Linked DNA regions of Homo sapiens: region 2 is linked to region 1. Evidence: chromatin contacts called from ENCODE Hi-C or POLR2A ChIA-PET data. All regions are on one chromosome and are shown on one strand. The core of a region is the stretch at or near the end of the contact, and the rest is flanking DNA. Distances in the headings are between cores, read along the strand shown. Region 1 overlaps TREH (trehalase). Region 2 overlaps CXCR5 (C-X-C motif chemokine receptor 5).

Region 1 (2,700 bases), core at 201-2,700:
GAGCTAGGCCCCTACCCATGACCTCCAGGTCGTGACCCTGCCCTCCACTTCGCTCTGAGGACAGGCTGGGAGGTAGGAGGGCATGAAGAGGCAGGGGAAGGCAGGAACTGGTGCAGAGGTTTAATGGGGCAGGAGCTGGGGCCAGGTGAGGAGAGGAGGGCTGTCACCATGGCAGGAGGCTGAGCAGGAGGCTGGGCAGAAGGGTGGCCGCCAGGCAGTGGGGCTCCAGGAAAGCCAGCTTGGCCCCTGAGGTCAGCCGGTCACCATAGCGGTCCAGCAGCATCAGGACCACGCCATTCGTCCAGCCAAATCCCTCCTGGGAGAGGCAGGGCAGTGGGGCCAGTTTCTGGGGAAGCCTCATACCCTTGGTGGGGGCTGTGGGCTCTCTCCCCAGGGGCACTGGCCCTGCCTAACCCCAGCGGTACAGGAAGCACCAGTCAGCTCCTCCCCCGGGCCCACATGCAGGTGAGCACACTGAGGCCTGGGGCGGGGGTCATGAGCAGCAGAGTTCAGGAGTTCCCTGGTGTTGGCCAGCCCACCCCTGGCCTGCTCACCTGAACTTCATATTCTCCTCCCCCACCGGGCTGTCCACCGTTGCTGACGTCATACTGGGGACAAGCGGGTGGGCTGTATGTCAGGTACTGCCCCCCAGCTCCAGGAACAACAAACAACCAGAGCCCCTGGGGAGAAGCTGCTCTGCCTGCCCAGCAGCCCCTGCAGTGCTCAGGAGTGGCCACTGGGACAGCCTGGGGGTGCAGGGAGGGCTTGGGCCAGCTCACCTTCTCATACATGGCTGACTTCTGCGAGTAGACATCAAAATTGGTTCGGATCCAATTCTGAGCCAGCTGGAAAGCCACTTCCTGGGCCCGACGTAAAGGTGCCTTGGCCAGGCCTAGACCCCATTGCAGGCAGGACTCAACCTCCAGGTCTCCCATCCCAGACAGAGCAGTGGCTGCACCCTACTCTCCCCAAGGAGGGAAAGAGGCCTGGGCCCTAAGACTTCCTTCCTGAGACCACAGGCCAAACTGCCCTTAATCGACGGCCCTGGTTTGAAGGGCGAACAGGACTGATTGCACTGGACAGGCTGGGTGGACATAAGTGTCAAGTGGAGGCCAGGAGAGCAGAGGAGCGAGAGAAAGGATACGGGGCCTCTTGTGTCTTTTGTTCATGCCTCCCCAGCACCAGGGAGGCCCACCTCTACACCCTGGGAAGGGTCCTTGGCTGTGTCAGCCCTGCCTCCCTACCTCTGATGACCAGGTCCTGCAGGGGGGCCCAGGCATTGGGGAAATCCCACTGCTGGCCTGTCTTCTGGAGAGAGGTCGGGATCCCATACTGGTAAGTCAGGATCCGGTTGTCCTAGAAGGTCCCAGACATTCCCATGACTGTGGGTGGGGCTGGACTGGGAGCCAGGACAGGACGCTGGACCCCGCGGGAAGCCAGACGTCCCCTTCCTGGCTCTTCTTTTCTCGGCTCACAGCTGCCCCCCGGTGGCTCTGGTGGGACCCGCAGGCTGGGACAAGGGGCATAGCCGGAGGAAGCGCCCTCCCCTGCAGGTCCTGTTCAGGGTCGGGAGGGGGCGGTGCTGCCTGCAGTGGACCCGAGCCACCTGCTGTGCCCTCACCTCCAGGTATTTCAGAGCCTTGTCCGCCACGCCAGGGTCAGAGAAACACCCGGCCCAGAGTGGAGTGAGGTTGGATGGGTAAAACTCCCGGTTTTTCTTCTTCTTCTCAAGGTCGTAATCGAACCAGGCTCCGGTCTGCTCATCCCACAGGACTGTGTTCAGGGCGGCCAAGCGCTGCGACCGCAGGATTCTGTACTTCGTGGCCTGGGAGTCGTTCCCTGGGGCAGTGCTGCCTTTAGAGCCAGCAGCCAGTGCCCTGCCTGCTGCCCCAGGCTTTTTTCGTGGTTCTACTTTAGCCTCCCCGCTTTGTGTTTCTCTGCAAAGGCTGAGACACCCTGATGACCAAGGGGATGTGCCGATCTGGAGCCCACCACATTTCTGGCCTATGGCCCCGCACTGCTCCCAGGGAACCACTGGAGCTGATCTGTCCCCAGGGTCTCCAGGGTCTATCCTCCCAAGGGTACTGGCTGGGTGGATTCCCCTAGCTCTTAGGGGGTCAAGGGCAGCTGTCTGAGGGAGAGGGAGTGGAAGGATTTTGGATGCGTGGACTAGGGTTCCCCTCACAGACCCTAGAGACCCTCACAGTAAGAAAGGGAGGAAGAGAGGATTAGGGTTGGCTCCGTTTGTTCTCTTGTCTGGTACGCAAATGTGAGTGCAGGCTTCCACTAGGGCGGGGCTCGACAGGCTAAGTTGCTGAAGGCCTGTCACACAAGGGTCCTACTTCCAGTTCTATTGCCAAGCCTGAGCAGGAAACCAAGCTCCCTGCTTTCCCTTCCCTACTGGGGTGCTCACCCAGCCTGGAATAGAAGTTGCTCATCAGCTCCTCTGCTTGGCATAGGAAGGCATTCAGGTCAACAGGCACCAGTTTGCTTGTTCGGATGCCGCTAAGCGAGTTGGGGTTTGGGCCTCCAATGAGCCAGCGTGAAGAGAAGTCCCAGCCAGACTCAGCCCCAGCCTTGAGCTCAGCCCACAGAGCCTCCCGGTCTCCTGTGAGGACAGAGCAGGGAACCAGCCAGTCCCGGCTGCAGGATAGGCAGCCATTGACAGGAGACCAGAGCCTGACACAGCAGGTGTGCAGC
Region 2 (2,700 bases), core at 170-2,669, 240 kb after region 1:
ACAACTTCTACTTCTGCCCTTGCCAACGGAGAGCGCCTGCCCCTCCCAGAACACACTCCATCAGCTTAGGGGCTGCTGACCTCCACAGCTTCCCCTCTCTCCTCCTGCCCACCTGTCAAACAAAGCCAGAAGCTGAGCACCAGGGGATGAGTGGAGGTTAAGGCTGAGGAAAGGCCAGCTGGCAGCAGAGTGTGGCCTTCGGACAACTCAGTCCCTAAAAACACAGACATTCTGCCAGGCCCCCAAGCCTGCAGTCATCTTGACCAAGCAGGAAGCTCAGACTGGTTGAGTTCAGGTAGCTGCCCCTGGCTCTGACCGAAACAGCGCTGGGTCCACCCCATGTCACCGGATCCTGGGTGGTCTGCAGGCAGGGCTGACTCTAGGTGCCCTTGGAGGCCAGCCAGTGACCTGAGGAAGCGTGAAGGCCGAGAAGCAAGAAAGAAACCCGACAGAGGGAAGAAAAGAGCTTTCTTCCCGAACCCCAAGGAGGGAGATGGATCAATCAAACCCGGCGGTCCCCTCCGCCAGGCGAGATGGGGTGGGGTGGAGAACTCCTAGGGTGGCTGGGTCCAGGGGATGGGAGGTTGTGGGCATTGATGGGGAAGGAGGCTGGCTTGTCCCCTCCTCACTCCCTTCCCATAAGCTATAGACCCGAGGAAACTCAGAGTCGGAACGGAGAAAGGTGGACTGGAAGGGGCCCGTGGGAGTCATCTCAACCATCCCCTCCGTGGCATCACCTTAGGCAGGGAAGTGTAAGAAACACACTGAGGCAGGGAAGTCCCCAGGCCCCAGGAAGCCGTGCCCTGCCCCCGTGAGGATGTCACTCAGATGGAACCGCAGGAAGCTGCTCCGTGCTTGTTTGCTCACCTGGGGTGTGGGAGGCCCGTCCGGCAGTTCTGGGTGCTCCCTACCACCTCCCCAGCCTTTGATCAGGTGGGGAGTCAGGGACCCCTGCCCTTGTCCCACTCAAGCCAAGCAGCCAAGCTCCTTGGGAGGCCCCACTGGGGAAATAACAGCTGTGGCTCACGTGAGAGTGTCTTCACGGCAGGACAACGAGGAAGCCCTAAGACGTCCCTTTTTTCTCTGAGTATCTCCTCGCAAGCTGGGTAATCGATGGGGGAGTCTGAAGCAGATGCAAAGAGGCAAGAGGCTGGATTTTGAATTTTCTTTTTAATAAAAAGGCACCTATAAAACAGGTCAATACAGTACAGGCAGCACAGAGACCCCCGGAACAAGCCTAAAAATTGTTTCAAAATAAAAACCAAGAAGATGTCTTCACATATTGTATTTATATATTTATATTTATATATATATTTATATAATGGTACAAAATGGCTGGGGGTGTGGCCATGGATGGAGGGAAGAGTAGGCTGGCCTGTGGCGTGGGTGGGAGGAGAGGGGACGGAGAGGGCACTCGGCCCGCTGCAATCTGACCCCTCTCTCCTCAGGGCAGGAAACACAGAGTCAGACAGTTTGGGGGGGTCTTGGGCCAGGGGTGGAGGGCTCAAGGGCACAGGGCCCAGGCTGAGGCAGGGCGGGCAAAGCGCCTGGCAGGATGAAGGGCAAGTGGCCCCCCAAACACAGAGGCCCTGGCCATGGACCCTGGGAGGTGACCGGGGTGAGTCAGGGGCCTGTTGTCAGCCCCAGAGGAAGCGCTGGACCTGGCCGATGGTGGGCCGAGAGGACAGCACCAGGCTGGGAGAAGTGGGGCGAGTTCCCTTTGTATTACAGCTGCCAGTGCAAGACCAGGCCCTCCAGGCCAGGAAGGCTAGGGACGGGTCCTGGTAGAAGACACCCTGTCTAGAATGGCCCTTGGTCCTGGAGGTGGGGCGCAAAAGGCCTCAGCCAGGGAACTGCCCTGCCACCTCCCGAGGCAGGAAAGGAAGTGAGAAAAGGAGAAGTTTTTTTACTCCTGGGGCCAAAGTAGGGGGACAAACACCCAGTCGTATATGGCTTCAGCTCTGACCAAAGGCGGATAGGGAGCTCTCCTGGGTAGGAGCAGGGAGCCAAGGGGGAGGCAGTGGCTGTGCCTGGGTGGGCACAGACAGATCTGGTACATGGCCCTGAGCCCTGGGCAGAGGGACAACCTTGCCGGTGAGTGGGCAGGCAGAGAGGAGGCGGCAGGATGCTGTTTCCCCGATTCCATCCTCAGGGAGTGGAGACTGGAGGGGAGGTGCACTGACTCAGATGAACTGTTCTCCCCCTTCTTTGATAAGAAGTAGGTGGCAGCAGCCTCTGGAAAAGTCAGGGCCCTGGAGGTTACCTGGCCCAGGGCTACTACAGCCACAGGCCCCAGTGGCACCATGCCACCCCTTCCATGGCTCCACTCAAGGGGGCCACACAGCCACCGCCTCTTCCTCCTTTCCTTCATCCCAAACTGGGACAAAAGACTTCAAGTTCTGGCTAAGATGTAGCAGCAGCGGATGCCCGGGCATCCAAAGTGGAAAGCCAGGGCCCCGTGTCACCGGTGTGGGCAAACACACATGCACGTGCACACATGTTCTCCCTGAATCACTCAGCAGCAGACAGGCTGCCGCCCTGGGGGTCTCAGCCCTGCTAGGGCTCACCAGGTGGAAGCCTAGGTGGTCTGACCTCAGTTTAGGAGTGGGTCATTTACGTCATCTTACCATTTGGGGACGAGACAGGAATGGTATCCCTTAGGGACCCAGAGACACTGCAAACAGTGGGTGGCCATGTAGG

What was found. A loop is a pair of places that touch in the nucleus more often than their neighbours do. ChIA-PET counts read pairs that join two places held with the same protein, here RNA polymerase II (POLR2A). Pooled maps may share reads with other maps.
Region 2: a pooled map shows a loop between it and region 1 (11-fold over the local background). The contact joins two enhancer-like sites. A Hi-C loop is called at or near these places in 8 of 50 pooled maps. POLR2A ChIA-PET finds 5 or more read pairs at or near these places in 4 of 52 experiments (AG04450, B cell, Caco-2 and 1 more).

Annotation. Positions count from the first base shown.
Region 1 is chr11:118,658,126-118,660,825 of GRCh38, forward strand. TREH (trehalase) reads right to left here. Exons shown (of 15, transcript NM_007180.3): 10 at 2,414-2,608; 11 at 1,622-1,839; 12 at 1,245-1,356; 13 at 780-892; 14 at 555-608; 15 at 1-316. The coding sequence ends at 164. Among named protein-coding and RNA genes, the nearest start is that of MIR6716, 15 kb to the left of the region's middle. RefSeq lists enhancers at 307-856, 515-809, 857-1,406. Within about 2 kb of position 1,451, at least 11 of the 41 ENCODE cell types and tissues checked have a DNase peak (open chromatin) inside an H3K27ac peak, as active enhancers do.
Region 2 is chr11:118,894,985-118,897,684 of GRCh38, forward strand. It overlaps CXCR5 (C-X-C motif chemokine receptor 5), which reads left to right. Exons shown (of 2, transcript NM_001716.5): 2 at 1-2,700. It overlaps BCL9L (BCL9 like), which reads right to left. Exons shown (of 10, transcript NM_001378213.1): 10 at 1,152-2,700. Among named protein-coding and RNA genes, the nearest start is that of CXCR5, 12 kb to the left of the region's middle. RefSeq lists an enhancer at 780-1,538. Within about 2 kb of position 1,420, at least 8 of the 41 ENCODE cell types and tissues checked have a DNase peak (open chromatin) inside an H3K27ac peak, as active enhancers do.